Linked DNA regions of Homo sapiens: region 2 is linked to region 1. Evidence: chromatin loops called from intact Hi-C (ENCODE). Cell type or tissue: CD14-positive monocyte. All regions are shown on one strand. Each heading gives the region's core, and the rest is flanking DNA. Links, peaks and the distances in the headings are about the cores only. Region 1 overlaps HIPK2 (homeodomain interacting protein kinase 2). Region 2 overlaps HIPK2 (homeodomain interacting protein kinase 2).

Evidence for each region. A loop is a pair of places that touch in the nucleus more often than their neighbours do. Peaks named below come from ENCODE experiments on the same cell type or tissue, not always from the same donor. Only the 100,000 strongest peaks of a DNase experiment are listed, where the experiment ranks them.
Region 2: it touches region 1 in a loop (5-fold over the local background); 51 of 110 quality-filtered maps call a loop at or near these places.

The regions. Positions count from the first base shown.
Region 1 is chr7:139,760,089-139,776,387 of GRCh38, forward strand. All of the region lies in intron 1 of HIPK2 (homeodomain interacting protein kinase 2), which reads right to left. Among named protein-coding and RNA genes, the nearest start is that of HIPK2, 9.8 kb to the right of the region's middle. RefSeq lists an enhancer at 13,684-13,863. In CD14-positive monocyte, for the core only: no CTCF peak of the experiment used is centred there; DNase peaks (open chromatin) are centred at 7,583, 11,513, 12,943, 14,473 and 2 weaker places; H3K4me3 peaks cover 1,881 bases; H3K27ac peaks cover 4,402 bases.
Region 2 is chr7:139,717,694-139,733,992 of GRCh38, forward strand. All of the region lies in intron 1 of HIPK2 (homeodomain interacting protein kinase 2), which reads right to left. Among named protein-coding and RNA genes, the nearest start is that of HIPK2, 52 kb to the right of the region's middle. RefSeq lists a silencer at 3,137-3,431. In CD14-positive monocyte, for the core only: a CTCF peak has its summit at 3,087 (motif pointing right); DNase peaks (open chromatin) are centred at 5,908, 8,338, 8,598, 8,908 and 5 weaker places; H3K4me3 peaks cover 4,890 bases; H3K27ac peaks cover 7,829 bases.

The sequences.
Region 1 (16,299 bases), core at 6,845-14,844:
ACCTCCCAGGTTCACGCCATTCTCCTGCCTCAGCCTCCCGAGTAGCTGGGACTACAGGCACCCGCCACCACGCCCAGCTAATTTTTTTGTATTTTTTAGTAGAGACGGTGTTTCACCATGTTAGCCAGGATGGTCTCAATCTCCTGACCTCATCATCCGCCCACCTCGGCCTCCCAAAGTGCTGGGATTACAGGCGTGAGCCACCGCACCCGGCCCACATCTACATAGTTTTGACCCTTCAGCCACGTAATGCATTACCCATCTTAAAAAAGCTCCATTCAAAATGTCCTAAACTGAAAAGAAACTGAATGATATGAGCCTAACCATACATCAAACTGGGTGACATGCTCTCTGAGGAAGAATTTATTTTTAGGAATTTTAGAACACAGTATTTTTAATACATACCCTTAGTGGAATGCATTTTAAGAACAAAACAAAAATTACAAAGAAGTATTAAACTTTCCTCTGTAGTTCCATATTGGTAATAATATAAATATTGGTATTTCGAAACTACATTCTTTACATTTATAGGTTAAAGAAAAAATAAAGATTTTTCCATACCAGAAAAAGGGAGTTAAAATAATTACTAAGGAAAGTGAAAGCATAAGGATTTTAAAACTAAACTGGACATGTCCACCTGAACTCTTAAATTTTAACAGTATATATTTTCCAGCTTTGTCCACTGAAGTTCTCTAGAAACAAGTCACCTCTGCACCAATAACCACCCCCAATACCCTGATTGTACTCTCTAATACCATTGTCCCATACCACTGAAAAGTACAAGATGAGCTTGGGGCATTTGTGCCATGAATGAACACAGATTTTCAAGATTATAGAAGTTCTGTCAAAAGGTCACAGGACCTAGCTGAAGGGGTCTCACTGCCTAAAAGTTGTAACAAAAGAGTAATGATTAGAACACACCAGATCAATAAAAATCCATGAATGTATAATGTTAGAAAGACAGAAAAAAACCACGTGTTACTACGTGAAGTGGTTATTAAACTCCTTACTGTGAAAGTTAATGGGGAAAGGGAAAGCATTAGCACAGATCCTGCCTTTCCAGTGGGAACCATGTGTCAGGGTAACCAGACGGCCCCAGGCAGTACAGGAAAGCTCTACTTTATAGAAGAAATGAAAGAATTACAGAAACATTTCCCAAAACCCAAGGAAGGTATGGTTCAGGCAAGAATGACCACTGGGTACAAAACCATTAAGTAAACGATTTGTATGCAAAGTTATACCACACAAGTCACTTGCTGGTCTCTAGGGGGAAAGTGTAACTGGACGATGGTGGGTTCAGGCTGTCACAGCCCTAGACCAGGGGTCAATCTCAGCATCCCCAGTAGTGGGCCTTTTTAGTAACAGTGAGTGAAGCACACTGAATTAGCTCTGGTGAGATCTAGTCAAAAACAACTTGAATCCTGCAAGCTTTTCCATACAGGAAATCAGAGGATGGAGAAATAAGCCTAACCATAAAGAAGCAACCTCACACTCTAGCAGGTCAGAGGTTCTGGAGGCAAGACCAGCAACTGGTCTGCTGCTTCAATAAGAGACTGTGCTGGATTAAGAGACTAAAAGGAAGTTACAACCAGACATAGGGCACGATACTCGATTAGATGGTGATTTCGACAAACCAGCCTTGAAGGGTATTTGAGGGCCAGTTATGGAAATCGGAATAGAAACAAGGTATTAAACGAGATGAACTTTATTGAAATACAAAGTTGGAGACTGTCATCCAAAAAAATCAGATAATAAAACAGTAATACATCATTTTGGTTAAAAAAATGTGCACACATCTATGCATACAAAAAGACCTAAGAGATGTAACAGTGGTCATTTCTGGACAGAGACAGAGAGAGAGAGAGAGAGAGACTAACTGTGTGTATGTGGAGTGTTTTGCTTGCCTTTATTTTCTAATTTCCTTTAATTAGAAAATGTTATTTCTGTACTAAATACATAAAAAAGCAGTTACATAAGGCTTTAGGTTTCACTAGTAATCTACAGAAGGTCATCTTAGAAATGATCTGTTACCTTTCTAAAATATGCTAAGTGGCCTGTCCATCAGTGGCATGGAGGATTCCTGGAATGACTTGGGAACAACCCCCAAGTTGGAACTTCATTGCTTAGATGATTCTCTGACAAATCAAAGATTTCTTCCCCAGATGGTGGCAACACTGTAGAAAGAACAACAACTAGCACCGACAAAGTCTAAGAGAGATGAGGTGATGGTTTGAGAGAAGAAACAAGAGCAAAGTCAATTTTTAAGAGGGGTGCTGAAATGCCTCCTCAAGCAAACTTTACCTCCACTTCCTCATGTGAAAATGTTACCAGCAAAGTTCCAAAGCTCTAGGGGAAAAGTGAGACCAGCAGGATTGAATGCAGCACTCAAGTCCCAGGGAGAAAACTTCACACCAGATATACCTGTTCGCAGAGTGTCTGTCTCAGAATCACCCTTTGACAATACGGATACACGTGCACACCCATTTACAAACTCACCTATCAAGATGTCTTTTGCTTTTAATCATCACTGTCAATTTTTGAAGATATACTATACACTCTAAAAGGGTGGCAATTTCCTCGATTGCAGTTTCATACAAAAATCTGTATGAACAAAAGCATGTTGTACAATCATTCACTGATTTGCCAAGTTTTCAGAAGTGTCTATAATGTGCGTGATGGTAACGGGGTAGAGAACACAGAGACAACCACAGATGGGTTTCTATCTTCATGGAGCTTGCAGCCTAATGGGGAAGGCAGGTGGAAAACAAATATGCCCAAATAAGTGGGTTCATGAAAATTGTTAAGTGTCATGAAGGAAAAGAAGAGGGTGCTCTGAGATGAGAAGAGGGGAATATGATTTACACTGGAGGATCAGGGAAAGCCTCCTGGAGGAAGTGACATTTGAGGTGTGACCACAGAGTGAGCATGAATTAACCAGGCTGCCAGGCAGGAGAACATTCCAGGAAGGGAAGACTGTTGTGTGGGAAAGGGTGCTGAAGCAGGAAACAGCTGGGAACAGTCACAGAACTGAAAGAGGCCAGGATGGGGCAAACAGAGGGGAAGACTGGTGTCCAGGGAGATCAGAGAAGCAAGCCGGGACTGTGCTGTGATCCATGCTGTTCAGGATTCAGGATTTTCTTCCAAGTGTGATGGAAAGCAGTTGGACATCTGAAGTACGGCAGTGACAGAATCTAATGTGCACTTAATATCACTATGGGAAACTGGCTGGGGAAGGTCAAGAACAGGCATGGAGGGACAAGTCAGGAAGCCAGTCCAGATGAGACATTATGGTGGCTTAGGCTAGCTACAGGGATCCAAACTACAGACTGGACACCAAATTCAAACCCAAGTCTGCTTTTAGGAGTAAGATTTTGCCGGAACACGCCCCCCCCCCCACACGCCCCTCCCACCACGTGACTCGTGTATGTATTGTCTGTGCAGCTTTCACTCTACAACTTCAGTAACGGCGGCAGAGACCAGATGGCCTGCAAAGCCTCAAATATGCACCACGTGGACCTTTACAGAAAAAGTTTGCCAACCCCCAGACAAGGGATGGCAGTGGAGACAGAAATGGATGGCTTCACGATAAACAGTCTGTCGTCATTATTCCTGGATTCCACATTTGCAAATTCACCTACTCACTAAAAGGTGTTTGTAACCCCAAAGTCAATACTCAGAGCACTTTTGGTCATGCCTGCGCATGCGCAGAGCAGCAAAAAAGTTGCGCTGGTCAACACACACATTCCCAGCTGAGCTCCACAATGGTGACACTCTGCCTTCCTGTTTCAGCTCTTATACTATAAACAAGTACCCTTTCAACTGTCTATATAGTGCCACATTTTTTTTGCATTTTGGTGTGTTTTGTTGGTGATTTTGCTGTTTAAATGGTCCCCAAGCACAGTGCTAAAGTGCTGCTTAGTGCTCCTAAGCACAAGAAGACTGTGATGTGCCTTATGAGAAACGCATGTGTTAGATAAGCTCGTTCAGGCATGAGTTATAGTGCTGTTGGGCATGAGTTTGATGTTAATCAAAACTATATGCTAAGATATATGTTTAAACAGAAACACACATAAAACATCATCACACCAACATATGTAATGCTATACCAACGTACAACATCTACCAACATACAACATTATTACACCAACGAAACTGATACTACGTATTGATCAGTCAATGGAAATATGACCAGAGGCTCACAGGAACCTAACTCTGTATCTCCCTTAGGAGTAATGATTCAGTATTCACTAATTCAGTGTTCCTGGCGACTTTAGAGAACACAGCTATGGCGAATGATGAGAATGGCTACACCTGGGAGGCAAAAATCAATACAATTTGGTGATGGGTTAAATGTTAAGTAAAACAAAGTCAAGGATGACTCTGGGTTTCTGATGTGAACTACTGGGTGACAGAAGGTGCCATTTATGGAAATAAAGAATTCCAGAACAGCAGTATATTTCAGGGGGTTGACCAAGATGTTTCCTTTGAATGTGTTAAGGATGAGATATCCAAAGAGAGAGGTCCAGTAGCTTGATGGCTTTATGACTCTGGAGCTGAAAAAAGAAGTCTAGGTAAAGATACAACTTTAGGAGTCCCTAACAGATAGAGGGAGCATTGAAAACCTGGGAATGATATGTCACCTGGCGAGAGGGGTAGAATGACAGCAGGGCCCAGGCCTGAGAGCAGCACCCAGACAAACAGGTGGGTTAACTCAATTTTTCATCTTGGTGGTTTGATTTGTTTAATATAAAAGTATTATACTTTAGGCTTGGTGTGGTGGCTCACGCCTGTAATCCCAGCACTTTGGGAGGCTGAGGCAGGTGGATCACCTGAAGTCAGGAATTTGAGACCAGCCTGGCCAACATGGTGAAAGGCTGTCTCTACTAAAAATACAAAAATTAGCCGGGCATGGTGGCGGGTGCTTGTAATCCCAGCTAATCAGGAAGTTGAGGCAGGAGAATCTCTTGAACCCAGGAGGCAGAGGTTGCAGTGAGCTGAGATCATGCCACTACACTCCAGTCTAGATGACAGAGCGAGACTCTGTCTCAAAAAAAAAAAAAATTAAACTTTGGCAAGGAAATTAACCTGGTGATGTATCTAGAACCCAACAGATGTTCAAATCCCTTGACCTAGTATATCTACTTTGGAGGACCTATCCTAACATCTAGACAAACCTCAATGTTACATAGAATTACACTGAGGAATAACTCATGATAGTAAATAACCTTAACATTTGGGGAATGTTTATGCTGACAAGACTAATAATATTTTCCTCTGTGAGTTCATCTACAGCTTCTAATCTTAGAAATTTCAACTCCTCCAGAGGTTTAATAAATATCCACTTCCATTTCCTTCAAGCTTTTGTAAAAAGCTTTGTAAAAAAGTGGAACGTTTGTCTTTATCTGCTAAAACGCAAGCTGCTTCAGGGCAGGAATTTTATCTGTTTTGCTCAATGCTGTACACTTGGCACCTAGGAGAGTCCCCAGAACACTGAATGTATTTTGAACATATTTTTGTCAAACCTCACATTTTAATCAGGCAGAATTTACATTGGTGTAATGATGTGAGGTGATGATACCCACTGAGATTTTTCAGATTGCTCTCATATAGTCCCATTCCCATTCAGGTAATCAGCCTTCCTTTCCCCATGGCCTCACAGCACCTCCTCCATCTTCTGTTAAATGCTCACAGACTATGGAACCTGAAATCTGCCTCCCCCCTTCTGCCCCATGGATGGGTCTGTCAAATTTTGTCCCAGATTTGAAGCATTATGGTTTGACACTGGATAGAGCTAACCCCTTCACCACTCTTATGGTCCATGCCTAACCTATGTCCTACCACCTTATCTTTCAAGAAAAGCAACAGAAATTGGTCTCTCAAGTTTTAAAATACTTATCCAGATTTTGATGAAAACAAAGACCATTGATACTTGGAGAAGAACCAATGTATTTACAAGTTGCCCTCTCTCATCTAGGAGGGATGAGGAAGAGTCTCTACTGTGCAGCTGGTGGTCAGGAGTCAGCTCTGGACTCAGACTGCCTGGAGTCGATCCCATCTCTGCACTCAGGAGCTGCCTCACCTGCCTGTGCCTCTGTGTAACACTGTGGAAGTGGAACCTCTTTTGAGTGTTACTACAGGGATTCAATGAATTCACACATGTAAAATCTTAGTGCAGAACTGGCAATAGCAAGTGTGCGGTATTAGCTGTTATGATCATCTTCCCATAACATGTTTTTCCTTAGAGGTCTCAGTAAGAGTATTCCTGAATATTTGATATGTTTTGCTCTCAAAGGGGACTCATGGCTTGGCTGCCCTCTACCACATTCCTACATGCCAGCCACAGGTCCAAGTGCTGTACATTCACCACCTCACTTGACCCTGTTTGATGAACAGGACAAATGGAACAAGAGTGTCACAGAAATCTGTGTTAGCACCTTCGGTCTCCAGCTTGATTGCCTCTTTTCCAAGGAGGATCCCAGATCCTTCTTACCGGAGTCAGTCTTGCACATGGCATGGATCACTCTAACTTACCTGCAAGAAGCAGGGTGGCCTGCCAGTGAAGATAAGGGCATGCGCTGGCGACAAGTGGACTGAGGTTCAAACTCTGGCTCTACCAATTACTTGTTATGAGTCCTTGCATACATTATTTCATATCTCTAAGCCTCAATTTCCTCTTCTGTAAATGGAGAAAATCATAGAGCTCTTAAATATTAGTTAATAATAGTGTATTACTATTGTGAGGATGATATTTGGCCCATTTTATTCTGGGGCCCCAAGACCAAACTGGATGAACTACACAGACCAGCTGGCTCTGAATGAACAAGAGAAAGTGGCTCCTGCACTTTGTGACCTTCCCTGAGAAGATGTGAAGGCAGGTGAGAGGAGAGGAAGTCGGAGGCTGGATCTGCATGTGCCTATGGCTTCTGGAAGTCACAGCCACAAAAGGCAGTAGAATTGCGAAGAATGCTAAGGCCAGGTCCCTGACTCTCTCACATCCAAGAAAAGCTTTCACCAAAACAACCACCATCTGATTCTAAATATTTCTGACTTTTTGTTCTGAATGTACTCTTCCAAAACAATGGTCCTCAACTGGAAATGCAAATGCTCAAGCCTACCACAGACCTACTGAATTAGAGACTCTGGGGGTGAAACCCAGCAATCTGTTGTAACAAGCCCTCCAGAGAACTGAAGGGCAAAAAGGTTGAAGAACCACTTCTTCCAGACAGTCCCTTACACAAATACACCCCAAAGAAGGTTCTGTGTGTACATCCACTTAGACCTTCACACCTACAAGTAAAACAAGGCAAATACACGCTCAAGGAACACACAGTCAAAGAATAAACAGGTAGGTAAGGGAGCCTGGCTCTGTGGGTAGACAAGTGGGAAAAAATAAATAGGTGGAAGCAGAGAGCAGAGACGCCATCAAAGAAGGATGGTAGGAGAGGCCATGGAAGTCAGTGGCTGAAACCCACAAAACATAACAGCTGTCAGAATTACCAGGTTCTCTGTCAGGTTTCACCAGCAGAAGGAACATACTGGTTACTGAACTACTTTGGCAAGCAACAGGAAATGGGTCAGTTTCATCAGCTTTGCTTTAGGAAGCAATCATATGTATGAGACCAAGGTTGAGGAGGAAAAGGAGAGCAGAGGATGCAGAAATGCAACCACCAGCCATATAAACAGGAAACATTTCAAGTTGCCTTTGTTGCTTCAGTTTTTGAAGCAAGGTGTCCCCTTATCAGTACTGCCTTTAGGACAGGGCAACAAGGGCTCAAGCCCTGAACCTCATTGGGTCAAGGCCCAAGCTCACCCCTCCCAACATGGGCTGTGCCCATTCATAGGCTGAGCACCCACCCTCTTCTTCAAGACCAGGCTCTGGGTCCCTGGGGCCATGAGATTCCCTGCCCAAAAGGCTTCATGCCTGCTTCCAGGCCCTTTCCCAGGGCCTGTGGGTGTACATGTAGACCTGGAAGGTGGGCAAGAGGCACCCCAGTTCCAAGCGGAGGTGGGAGTGGTCGCAGCTTGGACACACAGACCAGGAGTAGAGAGAGAGAATTGGGTGGATGGCAGACTGGGGGCCTCGCTTCACACTCTTGACCCAAGACCCACAAATGTCAGGGCAAGCTCACTCCCTAGTTTGTGTCTTATAACCGTGAAAGTCTGAGTGTTCAACTAATTTCAAATGCTGCTCATCTGGACTGAAATGCTTCCCAGGCAGGTGGGGAGTAGCCCCAGACAGAGACTACAACAGGACCCTATCTGAGGTCAGACTGTCATGCCTGGAGACAAGAGGCAGGGCTCAAGTTTTGGTGATGTCAAAGAGATAAAATGACTTTAAACTGTACCTTGGGAAATCAGTTTTTTTTTTAAAGCTGCTTAATGACTTAAAAGTGCTTTGAGGTTCTGTGAAACTCATCATGATCGTACTGACTTCTCTCCTGTGATTTTTGTTGTTGTTGTTATTAAGTAGCTCATGGTGACAAGCTGTGAACTTTCTCAGGGAAACACAAGGAACCACTGAGGGCACTGTGGCCTTGCTTTCCTTGGGACAGAGGGAAACACTCCCTGCAGGAGGGGCTCAGTGTAGCACTGTGGGCTGCAAGGGGACCACGAGAACCAGAACTCAGGAGCTTCCGTATGCCTCTGGGGAAAAAGGAAGTGGCTCTGACAGCCTGGTAGGAACCACTATACCTGGAGCCCCACCTGGCAGTGCAGCCTAGCAAAGCTCCACTCGGCATTCTGGAGTGTTCTGGGGCTTCTGTGCACACTGCTACAGGGGAAGGGAGAGGAAGAGCCCTAGCTCTGCTCCCCCAGCACACATAACATTGGAACAGCCTCTTCATTGCTCTGGCCTCAGATTCTCATGTGTCAAAGACTGAATAATAACGCATGAAGACCCCACCAGGGTTATACTATGACCCAGTCAGATTCTGTGAAATGCGAGTGAGCCTACAAAAAGAGATTCTTTAGAAAAACAGAACATCATGGTATTGCCAATCCCAGCAAGTTTTCCTGATCCTAGATCACTGCCATAAGGTGTGGGGAGGAAAGCAAAAAGAAACCAACATTTATTGAACCTCTGGACCAGGCAAGCCGACAAGTGCTCGATGCGTGTTCTCCTGCACCACCCCAACAGCAGCCCTGCCCCAACTCCACGGCCGCAGTGCCTTCCACCGCACCACAAGGCCTCCCAGCATGGCCCACCTCCATCTCCACGGCCGCAGTGCCTTCCACCGCACCACAAGGCCTACCAGCATGGCCCACCCCTGGCTGTCTGGTTCCTTCTATTATACCCAGGCCAGTAAAAATTACCTTGTTCAAGTATCATTCTGATAATATCGGTCCCCTTCTCCACACCACAAAATGTCACTTGAATTAGAACCCCTTTTAAACCTTTTAACAACTGATCCCAAACACTTACCATTCTCATCTGCTAGTCTATTTTGTGCTTACCACTCCAGCCAAGCAAAAATTACTTTGCAAATGAATTCCATTATGCACTCTGCTTATTCACCTTGTTAAGCCAACACCAGAGCTTTGCCTATTGCTGTTGTCTCTTTCTATAGGAATACCTCATTTATCCGACATCCTTGGAAAGAAGCTATCCACAAAATTGATCTACATAAATTAATTTCCCTCTCTACCAGAAACTTAACCATTTAAGCAGCCTTAAATCCTCTTTGGAGTACATCACTGTAACAAGCAAATGAAAGAATTTCTTTAACCACTGACTAGTGGAAGCATTTCTGTAATACATTAGAGAACCTCCCAGGCTCAGTTAACAGAACATAATGAAACTGATGAATCTTTTCCTGATGGTACAGGTCACACTTAATGAATAATAGTAATGACACTGTGCTGGAGCTGCAGAGGTGAGTGGTTCAGGGGAAAAGGCCGAAAGCACGTGTGCATTCTCTCTTGGTGCTCCTTCTCCCTGTCACGAGTTCCCCTGACACTTACTATCCTCCAGAAGTCCCTGCTATCCGCTCAGATTCTGGTGAGTAGATGCCGTGACACAGAATTCAGGAAGGTGTAACTTGCTGTCTTTCTGTACAGTTTCAAAAACGTACATGCTGGTTTTTGTCAGAGCCCTATAAATCTTTCATTAGATACAAAATAAACAAATTTTAAAAGAACACATTTCCACAATCGGCAATAAGCTGGAGTTTTCCAAATCTCCCTGCCCTGTGACTTTTTAAAATTTTTTAATTTAATACTCACAACCTCGGCATTATAACCCTGTGACTTTTAACAGAAATCCAGGCACAAACACCATTAAAATTTGCTTCCTTAATGCTATGAAACTATAAGTTCTATATTGTATAGAGCTGGCTTCTTATCATAAGCCCTTGGACGAATGATTTTACTTGGGAATAACGATTCCATAGGTTGAATCAACAGGGAAATATTAGTGTGAAGGAAAATGGTAAAAATACACAAACAAACCCTTTGTTCTTCAAGATGCAAATCTGTGACTGTGTGAAGCCAGAAGTGCTTTCGTAGTCAATGTCATGGAAGGTTCTATGGTGATCTCTCACTGCGGATGGACAGAACCACCTGGAGGAAAAATACCCTTGTCCACTCACATATTAGGCTGCATTCTTTTTGTGACAAAGGTTTTTATAGAGTCGACAGCATTAACACATGCAGAAGAATTGATCAATCTTAATTCTGCTTAAACACAGTGGCATTTAATTGATCAGAACCTACTAAGGCAAAAGTACTTAGGCAAGAATTGTTAAAACAGACTACTGTCAAAAACATTACAAATTTGTTCAATGCTGTATTCAGAAATAAGTAGCTATAAAACCACAAAGATATTTTGGAGTTTCAAAGGTTTTCTGCCTTTTCTTTTTTGGCAATGATTTTACTAGCTTGCTTTCTAAGGGCAAAGATATCTGTCAGAAAAAACACAACCTGCAGTGATGTCGTTCATTACATCTTTTGCCTTTTCCATTGGCTTTAAACCAAAGAGAGGGAGGACTACCCTCTGAAAGTCTGACTTGTAACCACTCTCATAAACACCTAGCTCACTCACCTTGGAGAACCTAGTAAAACAGGTATGGCTTTAGCTGACTCAGAATCTATAACGAATTTGACAAACGGTCCCTTCTAAATGAGGATGACCTGACACTGCTCTGAATCATCAAGATTCTTCTGTGTGCTTGCTCTTCTTTCAAGTGTAGTTCAAGTTTTTATACTTATGGCCTCTGCATTCTGTTTGTCAGATCTACGGGAGATAATTAAGCAAGATTCTAAAGAGTTGGAAGTTGAGGGGTGAAATGCAAAGTGATCAGTGGAGTCAAGCAGAAGGTGGCTTTGTTGGGGTGAGGGATGCCAGATACAAGTACAAGAAAAATAAAGACGGCCGAAATGAATGCGAGCTACAGATGAGTCACCAATCCAGGGCTGCGTAAGTTATAACTTAGATGCATTAAAAGGAACAGTCAATTCCAGAAATATTTATGAAGCGCCTACTAGGTTTAAGGAACTGCACGGCTATTGTAGGGGACAAAGATGAATCAGACATGGTTCCTGCCCTCCAGGGGTTCACGATGATGCAAGAACCCTGAAGTCGTTTTTCTCTTATATGCGGTACTAATGAGAACATTATTAAAGAGCTGTATTCAGTTTTAACTGCCACCATTTTTTTAAATAGGGAGAAACTAGAGAGAGTTCAGAAGAGAGAAAGGAGATGCTTTCAGTGACACAAAACCGGCTCTGTGAGGAAAAAGCTAAAGAGACCCAGTTATTATCTTTAAGTATATGAAAGGTTTTAGAGAAAGGAATTGAGTAAAAGAAAACAAGTTTGAATGACAGCAGGCGAGATTTCAGCCAGGCCCAGGAATTTCTTGACAATCAGGTTAATAGAATACTGGAATTGGTCACTCAGGGAGTTCCAACTGCCCTTTCCTGGAAAAAATAATTAAATAAATAATGAACTGACAATTTCAAGTCACAGACATTCACCTTCCTGAAGACGGGGGTGAACTATATCTGTGTCAAGGTCTTCTGCTCTGGGGCTCTATGCCCCTGAAGCTAGGTCAGGCTTTTCTTTTTCCACAATTCCCTGAATGATCTGCTCTGGGTAAGTAGCCACTGAATGCTTCGGAGTGACAGCCCGATCTATATCCCCACCACCAAGTGCCACACAACTACCTGGAATACAAGGTCTCAGCCAGGCGAAAAGGCTGGGAATCAATTCTCCAACAGCCACATATGATGCAAGAGTCCACTCGCAACAAAGCCTACGACACACCAAATATCAGAAACGAAAGTCTCTGAGAACTTGTGCAAATAAGAAACGTATTTGCATTGGCAAGGATATAAAATTTAAGTAACAAATAGAAGAAGACAGGATCTTCTGCAAGTTACAGACAGTAATATTTATGGACATTTCTAAGAAAGCTTGTAATGAGTATTTTCTACACTCAGAAACACTTTTTTGAGTCTACGTAAAGAAAACACTTCAAGAGAGATAGGAAAATGGGGTCTTCCCACTCTTTATTTATTTATTGAGAAAGACTCTCGCTCCATTGCCCAGGCTGGAGTGCAATGGCACAATCTCAGCTGACTGCAACCTCCGCCTCCTGGGTTCAAGCAATTCTCCTGCCTCAGCCTCCCAAGTAGCTGGGATTACAGGCACCACCACCACGCCCAGCTATTTTTTTTTTTTTTTGTATTTTTAGTAGAGATGGGGTTTCGCCATGTTAGCCAGGTTGGTCTCGAACTCCTGATCCACCCGCCTCAGCCTTCCAAAGTGCTGGGATTACAGGTGTGAGCCACTGTGCCTACCCAAGTCTTCCCATTCTAGCTGAAGAAAGCATAGGCATGTTAGAAGTATGAACTGCCACTAAAAAAAAAAAGGAGAAGAAAAAATTCCATCTTGAATCAGACCCATGGTCTAGTGAGTCTATGCTTCTTTCACTTCCCCCACCCTGTAAAGTCAGGGACAGGGATTAAGATTTTGTCATTTCGACAAACCCAGAACCTGCCACAGGGCCTGACACACAGCAGGTCCTGCATAAATGTTTGCTGAATGAATGCGTTAAAGATGGGCCCTCGTCTGTCAAGAGGTGGAACATTTGAGTTCATGTGGGTGAAGGGCGCAGGGCGGTGCACAGCACAAAGTCAATATGGCCTAAGTCACAGTGATCACCGTGACCCTCAAGCATCTGGGTTTCTTTTATAGGAAAAATAAAGATCTGCCTATACTGTAGGTTTTTCTTTTCTTTTTTCCCCCAAAAGAGAATAGCTATATGAAATGGAACTCTTGCGAGTTTGGGCCTTTCAAGTTCACATCCCATCGGTGGTTATATAAAGTCTACTGCCATTATTCTGAAGCCCGTCTTTGACACCAACCCAAAGTCCTTGAATTGTCATCAATAAGACTACCAGAAAGCACAGGCGAATTACACGTTCAGAGAACAATAAGAAATGCTCACATATCACACCCTCTTGATCATCACTACTTTGCTCCACACAAACCTCAAAGGTGGTTCCCCAAGACTGGTCTCTATGGGAGGAAGGGAGAGAGAGAGAGATGAAGAAATATAAAACATAAAATACAAAGAATCTGAGCCCCTGTAACTTACAGAAAGCACCAAATTGTCTTTTGTAGGAAAATGATGTTTAATGCATGGTGAGGCAGACCCTGGCTTGTGGTGGGCGAGGAGCCTCCCCTTGGAGGAGGCTCTTGGTGAACCACCTCTGGGTGCTCCCTTGCCCAGCCTGCTGCCTTGTTTAGGAATGGATCTTGGTTAACGGCAAAGGTTATCTTTCATACTTGGGGATACTTTCCAAGAGGCACAGCTGCAGCCCCTGAAACTCTGCCCCAGCAGTTTATTTCCACATTTTTCAAGTAGCACAGAAAGTGCCACTATAGAAGAGAAATTCTCTACCTGAAACCAGCAGAAGCTCAATGCAAATAAAGAATCTGGAAAGGTCACAGAGGGAGTAAAAAGAAGGTTCTTTCTTCTATGGCTATAGGGGGTTTATTGTTGCTGGTGCCCAAACTGGAAAGGGAATCGCAGGAGATTAATAATTGAAATGTTGCTATTATTGGTTTTCGAAACTATTTGTGGGTTATTCTTTCCCTGGAGTCATCATGTCTGTAAGCATCTCAGAAGATAGAGGGATTTAACACACTCTGAGAAGATGCCTACTACAGCCAGGGACTTTACGTGCACTAGTTTCTAATGGAGTTCCTGCACAGTCCAATAAAGCCCAAAGTCGTATCACTAGATTCAAACTCAGGTTTCTCTGATTCAAGTATCATAGCACATTGTCTGAAATCAAGGATAAAATTAAGGCACCTTACTCACTACTCAAATGTGGCGAGAAGAAAAGCAACATTTATACTTACTCATTTTTAAAATATAAAACCTAAACACAGGAACAGATATTTTAGGGCATGTGTCATCAAACTCTGCTAACCCAAGATGATTCAGAATCTCATTTCTTGGTAGACAGCTTGGTAGATAGGCATCTTCAGGTCCATCTGATGATGAATTGCAGCAGACAGTTTTTGGAAGTCTGTGAAGTGTTCCTTTACATAAGCCAATAGTAATCAACACAGCATATCTCAGGGAGAGGAAAACATAAATAACTTGGAATTTAGGCTCCTCTCATTCAGAACCCATAATAGAGACCTTGGTGGTTGGCCTTTGCACTAGATATTGAAAAAGCCTCGCAAAGCAAGTTGATGGAGGAAATACAATCACAAGGCAAATGTTTAACCTTCTAAAGAAAATAAACCTTTTTATAAGAAGTTCAGTTCCAAACCACCAAAAACTAACATGCTATTTATAAACCTATCCTTCAAGCAAGCCCTGGAAGACTGATTCTCTTTGCCACCCATTAATTGGTATTATCAAATACCCCTTGTTTCAAAAACAGCATTTCTGTCTAAATCTCTGGCGGTTCAGAACGCTCCATTAATGTATCTGGGCCTTCACCTGGTATTCCAACTTGGTGCAGCAGCACCCCATTGAAACAATTCCCTCTCGTGTCGTTATACTTTTCCTGAGAAGAATCATGCACACTCTTTAGGAGCTCAAAACCCACAAGGAATCCCTCTTCTTATAGAAATCTACAGGAAAAGCTCTGCTCGTTTAGCATGCACACAGGGAGTCCATGTGCTCTGATTGAGACAGGGGAAAAATCAGGTTTCCTGAACCCAGAGGATGTCACCACGGCAGGAGAAAGGAGGTCATCAGAGTCTTGGCACACTCATCACAGTGAGTGAATGCGGGTCCTAGCAACCTAATCCTTGATTCTAGAAGTCACCTGTCTGTTTTAGAGCATGTCCAACAATCTCTTTCAAAAACACCCAGATCTGGGCTTTTGGCAGACTGATGTGGGCCAGTTGAGGTGGGATGGGGAGGAAGATTAGAAAAATAATTATAAAGGTGCACAGATAAACATCCGGAATAAAAGGGTGCACAGCGCAGGAACAATGAAGAGGGCACACGGACAAGATGGAGGGAAACTGAGGGCTGAAAGAGGCCACCGCGGAGGTCACCTGAGACAGGGAAGGAAGGCTGGCAAATAAAAACAGTTCATGAGACTTTTGAGATCCATGATTATTCTTAAACCGTAACACCCTACACACCTGCAGTTCTTTATCTGGCGTAAGGAACTGGAAGAACAATGTAGCAGGAACGGGGAGAGCCAAGTCTCAGCCTCGGGGGCATGGCCTACCTTCCATATGGATTTAAAATGAAAGGAGCAGGAGGAGAACAGTGCAGTTCCCAAGATGGCTTTCCACAAAGTTGACAAAATACACCCCAACTCACATACCCGGTCCCTAGTAACAGGGAAACCAGCCGTTTACTATAGTTCTGAATTCAATGCCAAGTTCCTTCTCTCAACTCACCGGGAGTGTCCAGCAGAGGGAGTCTCAAGGAGGTACTTAATAAAGAGAAAATTGTTTCATTTTAACACTCTAGACAGTGGGAGCATTGACTGTAGCCCCCTCCTGTAGACGCAGATGAACAATGAACGCCCGACATGGGTTCTCCCGCATGTTCACATGTCCACCGGCATGTTCTATTCTGCGTGGTGGAGTGATCAGAAATTTCGTTTTGTTTTGTCGAATGGTTAAATGGACCTTGTGTTCTTCAGAATCAAAGAGGAAAGCCCCTGGAATAACATCTCTCTGTTGCCTTCTAAACAGCCCCTTTGTTTCTAAGAGAGTCTGAAAAAAAAATATTTACAGTCTATAGGTTATTTACAGCCTCGTTATCCAGGGCCTGACTGGTAACTTTATTCCGGCCAGAAACCTAATTCATTTGGAGC
Region 2 (16,299 bases), core at 1,640-9,639, 48 kb before region 1:
TCAATACATTTCTCTAGAAAGTACTATTTCTTTTTGTTTTTTTTTGTTTGTTTGTTTGTTTTTGTTTTGAGACCGAGTCTCGCTCTTGTCACCCAGGCTGGAGTGCAATGGCATGATCTCGGCTCACTGCCACCTCTGCCTCCCAGGTTTCAAGCCATTCTCCTGCCTCAGCCTCCAAAGGCTGGGATTATAGGTTCCTGCCACCACGCCCGACTAATTTTTGAATTTTTAGTAGGGATGGGGTTTCACCATGTTGGCCAGCCTGGTCTCAAACTCCTGACCTCAGGTGATCCACCCGCCTCAGCCTCCCAAAGTGCTGGGATTACAGACGTGAGCCACCGTGTCTGGCCAGAAGTACTATTATTTCATACCAACATCTCATCCACAATTTAGATAAACTTAGAAACCTATGAGACCGTTATTCTGGAACACTTGTACAAATTACGGTGATACTGAAACAAAAATTCATAGAAAATATATTAAGCAAAAATAATAAGGTGATGAAGGATAACTCCTTAAAGGTTAAAAGAGTAACAAACATTGCCCATCTTCTAAGCCACTATCAACAAACATTTCTCACAGAAGCACAAGGAAGTGCAGCTTCTGCAAGCCCTGTTGGGGGTTGGCTAACCTAGTGTTCCTGTCTCTCTGAGCCCCTGGCATTACCTAGAGTGGTAATCCTTTCCACTCCATCAACCATCACCCTAGTCCACCTTCTCTCTCAGTAGATGACCCAACTTCCACTTTGTCCAGAAGCCTGAGGTCAGCCTTACTTTCCTCCTTTATTTCCTTCTTCATTTCAGAACATTCCTGAATCTACATCATCCTCCATCCTTCATTCCTTCTCTCCAGTCTGAGAGAAAGAGGTGTTGCTCTTTTCCAATACTAAAAAAGTTCCCGATTCTCATGATCCATATTTGTCCCATTTTCTCTTGAACCTGCTTCCACCACTGTTCTTTCTCTTGTAGCTTTCCATTTCTCCCTGTACTTAATTGGATCCAAGTATTTAGTAGGAACTTAATATGGCTGTCCAAATGAATCGGTCACCTCATCTTTTTCTTCTGCCTTCATGTGCGTGCACACACAAACTCCCAACATGGAAGGCAAAAGGAGTAACAGCCGCATTCCCCCCTCTTAATTCTTTCCCTCCTCTCACCTGTGATCAATGGTTTATGCTCCCTTTTCTTCAATGCCCACATCTTAATCCATCTCCCCCAACTCGTTAATGCACTATAGGCTCCTGTTCTTGAAGGTAAATGACTTCCTAATTGCCTAATCCAATGGCCTTGTTTCAGCCCGTTCTTCTTAACCTCTGCAACATCTGATACTGCTGACCACGACTTCCTTCTTGATGCTCTTCTCTGGACTTCAGTGAATCTGTAATCTCCCCATCCCGTGTCTGATTGCACACTGTGTGCTCGGGTGGTTCCTCTTCCTCCTTTATTTTATTATTATTATTTTTTGAGACAGAGTCTTGCTCTGTCGCCCAGACTGGAGTGCAGTGGTGCTATCTCGGCTCACTGCAACCTCCGCCTCCTGAGTAGCTGGGACTACAGGTGTGCGCCACCACGCCCAGCTAATTTTCATATTTTTAGTAGAGACGGGGTTTCATGTTGGCCAGGCTGGCCTCAAACTCCTGATCTCAAGTGATCCACTCCCCTCAGCCTCCCAAAGTGCTGGTATTACAGGTGTGAGCCACCGCACCCAGCCCTCTTCCTCCTTTCAAATGTTGGCATTTCCACCGTTTTGACTCTGTTCTCTCTGGCAGCTATCATCCATTCAAGCAGTTTAAGCCGTCACCTCTGTGTAGGTGACCCCCACATGTTTATCACAGGCTGGGCTCTCCCTCAGAGGTTACAGTGATATATTGCAGCCTCCTGCTACAATGTCAAAGATGCGCTTCCAAAGCTGAACCCCTTATTTTTTCCTAAAAATCTAGCCATCTCACCCTCTATCCTAACATCTCCATGACTGTTCTAGTCACTTGGCTCCAAAACTATGAACTATGATGGTTCTTCTTTACATTCATAGACAAGAAGGTGCTAAGCCTTATTAATTTCTCCTTCCTTCAAAACATCTCTTGCATCCAATTCTTTATTTCTGCTGTTGCTGCCACTTCCACAGTGAATGTATTTATCACTTTCTAGAAGGACTAAAGCAAATCTAGACATCTCATCTACCTGAGCACTCTGTCTCCCTTTAATTTGCCTATATTTGGCTACCAGATTAATCTTCCTAAAACATCTCTGAGCATGCCACTCCCCTCTCCAAACTTCCACTGGCTCCTTACTGTCAAGGAGATAAAGCTGAGAACTCGATACATTTACATGTTGATTCCAACTACCTTGTTAGCTCCAGCTCTACTAACCTTCCTGGGTCCTTAACTTGAATGAAGCTGGTCTATTCGCTGTTTCTAGAATGTCTCTTATACTTCCTATCTTCACACTCTTACACTATTCCTTTACCTGGCATGCCTTTGCTGCTTTTCTCAACTTATCCAAAGACCAGCCAGCTTAGATTCCTTCTCTTTCCAGACCACTCTAACCCAGTGATCATTCCCAACTCACTGTTCCTACAGCACTTACCATATGTACCATCTGACTTCAGCTCTGACTTCCTAGGGGCAGTTCTGCTAACATCCAGCACCTGATTGGAGCCCCACCTCCACCCTGGGCCCATGGATCTGCTGGAGGGTGTTCCCTTCTTGCTTCAATCCTGAGCTCCGACCTCCATCTACGCACTGTGACTGCACGTCTGTAGGAATCCTCGTGCCTGACAAGACTATTCTGGCTTGCTTATTCAGAATCCGTACTTCACCCGTTTCTTCCCACTGTTCTTTTTGTTCAAGTCAACATCCCCCTTATTCTAAGTCAACATCCCCCTTATTCTAGAACAACACAGAATATGGCTATTCCCTATTTATCAGTATCAAGTGAATATCCATATTGTTCTAGATGTTGTATACAATATAGAAATGACCAATTACTTGGCTTTCAGTAACTTAGCCACTGAAGAGTCAAAGCAAAACAGCCATTTCCTTCATCCTTTCGTGTCAAGCCTGCTGCTTATTTTTCAGTCTTTAAGTACCCGGAAGGGGGCGGTCAGAGAGAGCGACAGCAGAAATACGCTGTTCATACATAAAGAAGGTGAGGTGCTAGTCTCTGTTTTCACTGTTTCAAAAAGATCTTGGTGGAAAGGCCGTCCACGGTGCAGAAGTGGAATTTTACAGAGGGGAAGAGGGTGGCTTATGACTTATTTGTTATTGGGATGACAGCCAAGGGTCATAAAATTGTGGAAATCATCACTGGCTGCCTCTGATGACAGATGCCCAGGATCAGACAGGAGGCCTACATGGCTGGAAACACCCTGCACCACAGCCGGCTGCCTCAGACTCCGGCCTGGCCTGGTGTGGCCCCTGCTGCCCCTTTATGAAGTCAACAGCCGCTATTCCAATGACTGGACCCAACGCTCAGTGCAGACGTGTTACCTTTGTTCTGTAGCAGAGGCCACTTTGCTTCAGGCAGCAAAATGCTCCAACAAGATATAGTTAAAGTCTTTAACAGTAATACTTTTTTAAATCCCTGAAATACCTTCATAAGGAATAAGACACTGCTGGTGGTTTTGTAGCTTAATCTTAAAATAATCTTATGGCAACACACTTATTTCCAAACATTTCTCCTTGAGAGTATTTCTCTGGAACAAACCTTCCCTATTAGTTTAGCTTTCAGAGAGTTGAGCCCACAACGTATTACTTCTCTATTTATTCAGATCCTAAAGTGAGGGACAATAAAGTGGGGGTGCAGAGGGGGACTCAATGTTTTTTTCCACTTGAAAGTAAAAGCTAAATGTCTCCTCTCATTTCTTTCTGTATTGACCTCTGGACTAGTCAAGGCTACTTCCCGCCTCATTTGTCAATATCCTTTTCAGGAAAAACAGAGGCTTAATGCACATTGTCAGTTTGATCCAATGGCAAAATCTCAACTGCTTTTTAAGTTATCTCTGCACTTCCTAGTTGGCTCTTGAAAGAGAAGGCGGATTTTACTCCTTCTAGGTGAGAGACCAGGGGGACTACTGGACTTGGGAGGGCAAGTTTCGAGCCCATGGGGAGCAGTAAGAGGAACCCAGGAGGTCACGGTAGGATAAATCTGCCATAACCACACCTGCTCCTACAGGAATGACCTGACCCAGACTTTTCCACAAAAGCCTTAGTGGCCTCCCAAGATAAAACCTGTCAAAATGGCCACATTTTCATTCACTAAAGGACAGGGAGTCACCATAACCTAGAACTAAAGCTTTTAACAAGTAGCATGCCTATTACCATACCACTCTGTCTCATAAACAGGCTGAAGTCATAAACACTGAATCTCAGATATGCATGGGGTTCTTACATGCTTGTTAATTACACAGACACGAGTTCATGTGGTTGCTACAGAAGTGATAAGTAAAAAGCACTGAAGAACAAATTTATTAAAATTTAAAACAACTTCTATTACACAACTATATATAATAAACTCTTCATTGCATATGACAAATGAAAAATAGCACCTATAAAACTGACATTAAAATATATGCTATAGTTAGAAGAATTAAAGTCCACTATTTGTAAGACATTATTCCTTATTACCATAAAGCTGACAAAGTCTCTCATGCCGAAACAAATCCAGGTTACCCAGACTTAGGGTGCACTTTGATATGCTAAAGGCAATGAGGGTTCTGACCCTTCTTTTAGTTACTTTATTGAAATTCTCATTTTGCATTTATAAAAAGCATGTATGCAAGTCTGCATTTCAAAATACTATTTTTAAAACATCTGCCTTCTAGCCTTAATTATAGATGCCATTTATGTCTATAAAATGCTAGACTTGACTTCATCTGCTATTCCTCAGGATTCTTAAAACACTTATGAGTCTCCAGGTTTTAAAATCTTGAGTACTAAGTACACAGCAGGCTCCAGGACAGATGTTTTATGGACAGGGTAAGCATACGTCCTACTGCCGGTTGGACGTATGCTTACCCTGTTAGGCCAATTCAATTATTCAGAGCACCCTCCCTACTTTCATTCTCACAAAGGTCCTACTTTGAAAACTGGGAAGTCATGTGATGGGTTTAAGCTTCTGTGATAAGTGAAAAAAATCAGACCCTGACCCCAGAAGTTCAAACCTAGATCTAAATTCTTTTTTTTTTTTGGGACAGGATCTCACTCTCTGTTGCCCAGGTTGGAGTGCAGTGGTGCAATCATAGCTCATTGCAGCCTCGAACTCCTGGGCTCACATGATTCTCCTGCCTCAGCTTCCCAAGTAGCTAGGACTATAGGAGCATAACACCATGCCCGGCTTCAAACCTATGTAATTCTATGCACCTTTTGGTTTCTCTTTGTCTTAATGGTTTAATGAGAAATTCATTGGTCTGGGGCTACAAATAATGTAATAATAAGAATATCTAAAAATCTTCATGATTTCTTGAAGTCTTAACTCACACAGTTACGGTTTTTTTCTTTCTTCTTTTTTTTTTTTTTTTGAGACAGAGTTTCACTCTTGTCACCCAGGCTGGAGTGCAATGCTGCAATCTTGGCTCACCACAACCTCTGCCTCTCGAGTTCAAGCGAATCTCCTGCCTCAGCCTCCCAAGTAGCTGGGATTATAGACGTGCGCCACCACGCCCAGCTAATATTTGTATTTTTAGTAGAGATGGGGTTTCAGCATGTTGGCCAGGCTGGTCTCGAACTCTTGACCTCAGGTGATCCACCTGCCTCGGCTTCCCAAAGTGCTGGGATTACAGGCGTGAGCCACTGCACCCAGCCAACTCACACAGTTTTTTAAAAAATGACATTTGTTAAGGGACTGGCTCATTTAGCATATTTTCCCCCCACTATTTACTTAGTTTCTTCATAACTTTATATTTCACAATTAGATGAACTGAAAAGTTGCTTCATATCTGAGTAACATTTCCTTTCCATTTCACCACCCCTAAATAAATTATCTACTGGAAGATCAGACTACAAGGATGAGTGAGGGTTCAACTACAATAAAAAAAAATAAATTGAATTCAATTTCACTGAATTCTAGCAAAGCTCAAGCCCTGATTCCCAGGGAGGTGATCTCTAAAATAGTGGCACCAATTTTATCGGTATGTAATATTTAATTTGGGTTTGGCAGATGTAAAACAGATTACCGCTCAGAATCCAGTTATATTATTCAAGAGAATGGAATCATGAACACCTGATTTTAAGAGGTACTAACTTCCTTACTTCCTAAAATCTTCTGGACACAAGCTCTGGCTGAATAATGAGTACTTAATAGATGCTACAGATCTTTTTTTTTTTTTTTCATAATAAAGAACTCAAAGGAAGGATTAATTCTCATATTTAATGAAATGCCATATCTGTCTAATATAGATTATGCACATAAGACATAACAAAATTATAGAATATGTCAAAAATATATGAATGTTGGAAATATGCATCTAAATGGACATTTTTAAACACCTAGAAAGGGTTAATCTGTATAACCCCTGAGAACCCTGGATGACATGGTGATCTAATACCTCAGGGGGTCAAAAAGTACTTGGAAAGTTTCCTTCATTGACATACTAAATAATATTCATAAAGTTTTAATAATCCTGCTTATTAAGTTTATATTTCACAAGGAGTACACAGATAATTTCAGGTTAGCCCATTCTAAATGATACATTTCCAAAACAGTGTATACTGAATGTCCCTGGGGCTTTTATACCATTTTCAATCAATGTCTGTTTACCCACTAGTTGTGCAATGTTAAATATATAGTATATTCCACCAGAGCACAGCTTAGGATCAACCACAAGCTCTACAGAATTCTTTTTTTTTATTATTATTATACTTTAAGTTTTAGGGTACATGTGCACAATGTGCAGGTTAGTTACATATGTATACATGTGCCATGCTGGTGTGCTGCACCCATTAACTCGTCATTTAGCATTAGGTATATCTCCTAATGCTATCCCTACCCCCTCCCCCCACCCCACAACAGTCCCCAGAGTGTGATGTTCCCCTTCCTGTGTCCATGTGTTCTCACTGTTCAATTCCCATCTATGAGTGAGAACATGCGGTGTTTGGTTTTTTGTCCTTGCGATAGTCTACTGAGAATGATGATTTCCAATTTCATCTTGCAGCACTATTCACAATAGCAAAGACTTGGAACCAACCCAAATGTCCAACAATGATAGACTGGATTAAGAAAATGTGGCACATATACACCATGGAATACTATGCAGCCATACAGAATTCTTTTGTCAATAATGACAATAACAATACTACTGATTGCAGCACTGGGCATTTGAAAAAAACAAAAAACATGAAATAAAATCAATCATCAAGTCTGTATTAAGGGTCCTCTACATAAAAAAAGATTAGGGTTGAGCACAACAGGAAACACAAAGACATCTAAGACATCGTCACCGACCTAAAGGAGCTTAGAATCTCATGGGGATTGCCAAGTACAATGCAAATTAAAAAGGACAGCTGGTAATTCTAAGGCAACATAAACAACTTGCCAAAGTAAACACTAGAAGTTTAGAGGCAGGAGTCACTATGCATTGTGGTCAGGCAAAGTTTCACAGCAGAACTAAGACTCAAGCTGCAATTAGAAAGATGGGGCAGAAGGCTAGTGCTCCAAATCCTGCAAACAGAGTGTACTTCAGTCCATCAGGAGAGTGAGACTCATGGCGGGAGCGGCCAGCACTGCGGTCTCTGTACTAGAAAGCTCAGGCTTTGCTTGGAGACAACTGAGGTGCGTTTGCATAGTGGCAATACAATAACAAATGCTAAAGCAATAAATAACCACCAGTATGCACTGTGTATACAACTACCTAGTTATCCAGAATTGTCATCTTCTGATAACTTCTATCTTCTAGAAGTAATTTCTAAATACTCAGAGAGCTGGGGGGAAGCCCAACCATGAGAGCTGCTCATCTAATTTCTCCTTTCGCCTTCTCTCTCACTGGCTGCCATCTAACACATCAACAAGTGGTAGGTGACTGTCCTGATTGCCTTTGCTCTCTATATGTCAGACTCCAGGTGTTTGCTCGATACAACAAAACTACAGTGTTTCCCTGTTTTAGAGATGAGTAAATGGAGCTATAATTTGTCCAAAGTCACTTCGCCTCTGCTAGCAGGGCTGGGATTTGAACTGAGGTCTGCCTGACTCCCAAATCCATGCCACCAGCCAAACTTCTTCATTCTTTAGGTTCTCAGACTACAATCACCAAACAACGAGATGAGTCCCACACCAGCCAAAGGAAAAATGAGGGCTGATAAGTGAAGGAAGACAGACTGAAACTACAGGACGCACCTGACTATACGTCACCTGATAAAATAGTGGATGTCAACAACAATGACCCTGAGTCATCTCTCATTTCTGTGTCTTCTGGTTATGACATCTGAGAAATATAACCATAAGAAATGATTAAAATAAAATACATTTACCTATTTAAAGAGGTAACCACTGCTTATCTGATGCATAGGGGGTCAGTGCAGAGAAGTGGCCTTGAGTAAGAAGAGCCGGGCTAAGGGAGCTTGGGCAAGTGCTCAGCCAATGGGAAAGCTGGTCCAGAGGGGTAAGGGGGACCCGGACTAAGGAACTGCCTGAGAAAACAGGAAGCAGCAGAAATATAAAACTCTGCAGAGGAGAAAAGGTGAGACATGCTGACAGATGAGATGTGAGAGCAAAGGAAAGAGGGGACTAGAACACATTTGGGGTGCCAGAAGGAGTGGGGCTCCACGAGTGAGAAGGAAGATGGGAAGTGGAGTTGAAGTGTTGGGGGAGGGGAGAATAGAATCTGTTTTCAACATGTTGAATTATGAGCACTAACGGGATATCTACGTTGAAATGTCCAGTGTTCAGCTATTCATACTGAAACTCTGAGGCAAGAAATTGCTTAATTTACTGAAGTGTCAGGAGCTAATGGTCTTTCCTAACCAGCACCCAGTTCCTACTTGCTAGGTTGAATTGTGAATGACGATCACCCACTTTGAAAAGGGAATGGAAATCAATAGGATGGGCTGGGCCTGCATGGGATTAACTGGAAGGGGAAGAGAGCAAGGTGACCCTGAACTAGTTCATGGGTAAGGCCAAAGACAGAGGGACACAGCCAAAAGACCAGAAGGCCAGAATGAGAAATAGCAAATGGGAAAAAGATCTAAATCAAAGGTTCATGCCCCAAAGGGACTAAGAGAATGGTGCTGCTGACGGTAAGAGCACAGGCCAGCTAGAAGGGCTTGGTTTGGGGCAGATTTTGTTTTAGGCATTAGTAACAACAAAGAGGAAATGTTCTATATGCAACAAGAAAAAAGCCAGGTTAGGGAATGGGCGCAAGGTCATGGGTGGAGATGTGGACCTGAAGGCTGTCATCAACACCTCGGTGGAAATGGAGTCCCCGTGGGTAAAGCTGTTTCCCAGGAGAAATGCTGTAGAAAGTAGAGCAGATGGCAAATCAAGTAATCCTCGGGGGCAGAGACATTGTCAAATAGTATGAGGAGGACAATATGAGTCACAGGGAAACATCAAGGATGAAATGATGATAAACACAATTAAGGGATTGATCCAGGAGAATGAAAACAGAGAAAGAGTGGCAGAGCCTGGCTGGGAATGAGCCAATAGCCCTCTTTTCCCACAGGGTCAGGAGCAGGGAAAGAAGGGTGCTCTCCTGGGAAGAGAACCAAATGCACCATGTCACGCCTCCTGCTCTTCCAAGAAATGTGGTTCTCTTAAGAACGTTCAAAATCTTTTATGTCATCTGCCTTGAATCTGCAAATGCTACCATAGGCTGTGTTTCTTTGATTGAGAAAACATCCTTTTCCTAACATTTGCAAATTCTCCACACATCTATCTACTTATTGACTCATTATTTGTCAGAGTTACATGTTCAGACTTAATTCTCTTTCTGCAAGCTGCTAACTTGGCCCCAAATAACTCCTTTTGGTAACTCTGCTATACTGCTTTGAATGAAGCCATCAACCACTGTGGGTGAGCCAGCCTTGCCCTGCAGTGGGTGAGTACAGACAACCCATAATTGTTTATCTACAGGACATGGTGTCAAGAGCTCATAAGCAATCTGAAAATTCCCAATCCAATCCAGTGCTGAAGCAAACACTGATAAGACACAAACGCTTTTTCAGCTTCTTTCTCCAGGAAACTGATGGGATCAATGAAAAGAAAATAAAACAATTCAAAGAATCCTTTTTGAAACAAGAGTGGCATTGGCTAATTTTTTTTTTTTTTTTTTTTTTTTGAGACAGGGTCTCACTGTCACCCAGGCTGGAGTAGAGTGGTGCAATCATAGCTCATTGTAGGCTCAACTTTCTGGGCTCAAGAGATCCTCCCACCTCAGTCTCCCAAGTAGCTGGGATTACAGGTGTGCGCCATCATGCCTGCCTAATTTATTTTTATTTTTTTATAGAGACGGGGTCTCCCTATGTTGTCCAGGCTGGTCTCGAACTCCTGGGCTCAAGCGATCCTCCTGCCTCACACTCTCAAGGTGCTGGGATTACAGGTGTGAGCCACTGTGCCTGGCTGGGTTAAGAACCTTATTTAGAAAAACACAAAACACCACTTTCTAAACATAGCATATGAATCTGCCAGGGTTGGGGTACCAAAGCACCACTGACTGGGCAGCCTAAACAGCAGACGCTGTCTCACAGTTCAAGAAGCTGGAGTCCAAGACCAAGGTGTCAGCAGGGCTGGTTCCTTCTGAGGGCTGGAAGGGAAGGGTCTGTTCTAGGCCTCCCTCCTTGGCTCACTGATGACTGTCTTCTCTGTGTGTCTCTTCACATCATCTTCCCTCTGTGTGTATCTGTGTCCAAATTTCCCTTTTAATAAGGACATCAGTTGTATTGGGTTAGGGCCCACCCTGATGACCTCACTTTAACCTGATTCCTTCTATAAAGTCCCTACCTCCAAATAAAGTCACATTCTGAGATATGGAAGGTTAGGAATTTAAGATATGAATTTGGCAGGGGGGAAACACAATTCAACCCATAACAATAGTTTTAAGGAAACCAAAAGCATTTTACTAAAGTATAATTTTCTCAGGTTAAATAATTACCATATTCCAAAAGAAGTCTCTTCGGTTTTCCCTTCTTGGAGATAAGACATTTCACTTTGTGCTTTCTCTATATCTTACCTTAAAGGACCTATAAGTTCATTTCAATTAGTCTAATATCATAGCTGGAAACAAGTAAAAGCATACTATCTACTTTAAATTAAGCTCTGCATGAGTTGATGTTACAACGCTTCTGAAAAAGGCCATATAGGAATGTATCTCTCAATCTACTGAGGAGCAACTGTAGTCACTTTGGTATAAAAGAGAATTGGAGCCAGGTTCAGTGGCTCACACCTGTAATTCCAATGCTTTGGGAGGCCGCGATGGGTGGACTGCTTGAGCCCAGAAGTTCAAGACCAACCTGGGCAACATGGTGAAATCCTGTCTCTACAAAAAACAAAAAAAATTAGCCAGGTGTGGTGGTGCACACCCATAGTCCCAGCTATTCGGGAGGCTGAGGTGGGAGGATCACTTGAAGCTGGGAGGTAGAGGTTGCAGCAAGCTGTGATTGCAACACTGCATTCCAGCCTGGGTGACAGAGTAGACCCTGTCTCTGAGAGAGAGAGAGAGAGAGAGAGAGAGAGAGAGAGAGAGAGAGAGAGAGAGAGAGAGAGAATTGGGAGTGGCTTATTAATAACACAAAAACTAGGTTTCCAGTTTTGATTCTGTGTGTGTCTGAGGCAGAACCTAAGTAGGCCCCAAAAGCCACCTCAAGAGTGGCTGGCAGTGGGCGGCCAAGTTCAGGCCACCCCTCTTCATGCCCCTCAGCATCGAGGAGGAGCCCCGGCTTGGTTCTTCCTCGTGTGCCCTCTCTCACCTGCCATCCACATTGTTCTGTTTTTCAACACTGCATTTTCTTTCCAATGGAGGATCTCAAGAAGACAACCTTTTAAATAAACGTGGTGGGATGAAAAAGGCAAACACCCACAAACTATGAAAACAAAATCAGCTGTACTTCTGGTTTCAACCCAGAGGAATTCCATTTAAATCCACATTTTTTCAAAGATCTAGAAGGCTGCTTACCTTGTCCCTGAAATGTTCTAAATAAGGACGGTTAAAGTTTCAGCAGTACCAGTTTTCAGGTGTTTGAATCACAAACCTTTACGAAAGAAAGCACCTTCCCTGAATTTTTCAGCCACTTCCTAACATGACATACCAATGTCCCTCCATTCACTACTGGTTCAAAATCCTCACTGACCACCTCAAGAGACAAGTAAACCAGACCTGCAGCAGATACTGAGGAGGCCAGGTGTGTGCCTGGCAACGGAAGGTAAGCCTCAGATGGACTTTTCCTATCCTTTAGAAATGTTTGGTAAAGTCTAAATCAAGACTAAAAATCTGGTAGGCTTTTTCTCTTCTGAGCAAGAGTGAATTTGTTAGCCTTAAATGTCTGGTACTATGTTGGTAAAGTAAAATGATGCGTTTTACTAGCCAAACACCCATTTCCGGCCCAGTCCACAGCTGAGGTGCCTTTTTGAGCTACCTCAGGTTCTACTTCAGAAATGTTTGTGGCACACAGAATCAGAACTGGAAATCTACTCTATTCTTTCCCATTTTGGTGTTCTTGTTACCATGTCACTGCAATTTTTTCTCTCTTTTTTTTTTTTTGGAGACAAAGTCTCACTCTGTCGCCCAGGCTGGAGTGCAGTGGTGAGATCTCGGCTCACTGCAACCTCCACCTCCCAGGTTCAAGCAATTCTCCTGCCTCAGCCTCCCGAGTAGTGGGGATTACAGGCATGAGCCAACATGCCCGGCTAATTTTTGTATTTTTAGTAGAGATGGGGTTTCACCATGTTGGCCAGGCTGGTCTCAAACTCCTGACCTCTGGTGATCCACCTGCCTTGGCTTCCCAAAGTGCTAGGATTATAGGCATGAGCCATCGCACCTGGCCCTAATTTTCATTTAAACTAAAAACTGTGTAGATTCTATTACTATGTGTCCTCCCAAAAGATATGTTAAGTCCTAACCCCCAGTACCTGTGAATGTGATCTTTTTTGGAAATGGGGTCTTTTCAGAGGTAATCAAGTTACAATAAATTCATTAAGGTGAGCCGTAATCCCATATGACTGGTGTCCTTGTAAGAGGAGACACAGACATACACACAGAGTGCGGGCCACACATCGACAGAGGCAGAGACTGGAGCAATGCAGCTGTAACCCAAGGGATGCCCAGCATTGTTGGGAGCCATCAGAAGCCGAGAGAAGGCAAGAAGGGGATTTACCTGGAGTCTTCGAGGGAACGTGGCCCTGCCAACTCCTCCAAAACTGTGAGAGAAGACATTTCTGTTGTTTTAGGCCACCTATTAATAGTTTGTGTTAATTTGTTACAGTCACCCTATGAAACTAGTACCCTCTGCAAAATAAGTCAGGATGTATTTCATTGAAAAGGCATGTCTGTACTCAAGCTATGATAAAGTATTTATAACAATCGCAAAGTGACGCTGGCCAAATGGCAGGTTGCCCTCTCAGCCTCCCGGCCTGTGTCTGTGGCCTCTTGGTTAAAAAGCAACAGAAGCATCTACAGCTTTACTCCCACGTTTTAGTCTTAATTCCTGCCAGGGCACTATACACCTCCTCTCCTTATGCAAATATATTTGTTCATTGTGATTGAGGTTTGACTTCAAAACAACAAAATTTCTAAGGAAGGCATCTAAAGTTCGATCTGTTCTCATCAGTGACGTCCACAGTTAAGAGGCCACAGACGGCACTTCCTCAAACCTGCCTTTTCTAAACCTCAACTTCTTGCTGAGTTATACAAAGGAACCAGGACAAAGGGCCGCCAAATGGGTTCTGCGCTCAGTGCAACACCTGTTTGCACACCCCTTGTACTCATGTTTATGTATTTCTTTGAGCATTTCTCTCACAGGCTGTTCTCTAACTGCAAAGAAAACTTTGTGAAAGATGTTTTGCAGACACAGTGATGCCGGGGATGTGAGATGCAGATAACCCTTTCCCCCAGGCTCTCTTTAAATACAGGATTCATTTCATCCCCTTCTTAAAGCACAATAATCCATCCTTCTTACTTGATTTAAATAGCAACTGCTATTTACAACAGGAGCTCCATGTTACAACTGTTTTGTTCCTTGGAGAATTGTTTCATTCCCCTCAGTTGCCTTTAACTGACACCTGACTAAACTCAATTAGGGATCACTTCGGGAAAGGTACCACCTCCACAACTCGCAGGGAGAGGGAAGAGCAGGAAGAAACGAAAGGAAGAAAGCTGGAGTGTGGGGAAAGTTGGCACGGATGCTGAGAGGAAAAGGAAAAAGAAACTAAAGATGAGAAAAAGGTGAGAAAAGAGAAGGCAAGTGAAATTATATTGGAGCACACTAAGAATAATAAAGTAGCATTGTAATGTGCTTTGTAAACTATAAAGCATAATAAAAATGCAATGTGGTATTATTTGCAATATTTAAATAGGTGCTTTTGTGTGTGTGTTTGTGGATATGAAAATCAGCTGGTACAGGGATCCCTTGGCAGGGCAACCAGTGGCCCATTCTAAGCTGTGCAAATTAAAGTGGGTTCTTTGGTCTGTTGCAAGGACATTTTTCTACTGTGAGTCACTGTCATCAAGCCAGTCCTGGCGTTATTACCCAACAACTCCATGGCACGGAGCCACTTACACCCAGTGCTGGGAGGAGGTGCCCACTCAGATAATACTGGTTCTTGTAGCGGGGCGCCTTCCCCACGTACATCTAAGATGTCTGATAGCTCTCCTATGTCTTGCTTTAAAACAGACAGGATGGCATTTGGTGATGTAGGCCATCCCTATCTTCATAGGGGTCTGTATTCCAAGAGCTAATTTTCAGATTGTTTCTGCATTCTCAACAACTAGGTCAGATGCCAGTGCTGCCCTTTCTAGCTCTGTGATCTCAGCAAGTTACTTAACCCCTTTCTGCCTCAATCCCCTCATCTCTAAAGTGGAGACAGTAATCATATTTCATAGGGTCCTTGTGAGGAGTAAATGAACATATATATATATAACTATATATAACATATATTATATATGACATTATATAACATATAATATATATAACATATTATATATATATGTGTGTGTGTGTGTGTGTGTGTGTATAAAATAGTGAGTCCCTGATATGGTTTGGATCAGTGTCCCCACCCAAATCTTAAATTGTAATCCCCAGTGTTGGAGGTGGGGCCTGGTGGGAGGTGACTGGATCATGCGGGTGGTTTCTCAAGAATGGTTTAGCACCATTCATCTTGGTACTGTCCTTGCAACGGGAGTGAGTTTTCTTGTGAGATCTGGTGGCTTAAAAGTGTGTGGCACCTCCCCCCTCACTCTCTCTTGCTCCTGCTCTGGCCATGTGAAAGGCTGGCTCCTCCTTCACCTTCCACCATGACTGTAAGTTTCCTGAGGCCTCCCCAGAAACTGAGCAGATGCTAGCATCATGCTTCTTGTACAGCCTGCAGAACCAGAAGCCAATTAAACCTCTTTTCTTTATAAATTACCCAGACTCAGGTATTTCTTTATAGCAATGCAAGAATGGACTAATACAGTCCTAAACAAGCGTTTAGTGAAAACTGAGGGGAGGGTGGTCAGCTAGCTCCCAGAGGCCTAGCTAACACAGAATAGAATTTACTTTCAAAGCTTCTGCATCTCTTTTCCATGTAACATTTTAACCAAAAGCACTATCCTTGGTCATAACTGAGACCCAGTTTCTATGTACAATATGCTTATTGCAGATTTGTATCTACTGTATAAACAATGATCTCAACTTTTTTGATTAAGCACTTAATCAGGGGAAAAGAGAACACTCCTGATATATGTGATTTTTATAATTAAAAATAATCTATGTTTTACTTTCCAATACAGTATTGTTAACCAAAAACACAAATATAGAAAAATTTAAAGGATAAAGTGAGATAAAATATACATATTCAAATTTTCTTCTGTATCCTAATACGTTGTCTTGCACCCATTACTTTGAAAAGCTGTGCTGTAATTCAGGTAAGCTAAGCCATGTAACTTAGAATTAGTCTTGGCCAAATGATCCACCTTGGACAATAAGAAGTACGCAAGAAGTAGCATTCTCAGGCAAAAGCCTTTCCGGCCAGTGTGTGACTCCTCTTTCCCTTATATTACGGTAACCAACCATGGTCTGGGGAGGAGCAGCTCCTTTGCCTGGTCAGTGAAAGAGGGTAACAAAGAGCAGAGACCCCAGCTGACCCAAGATGTGGCGCAAGTGTGAAGCAAACCTCTGTT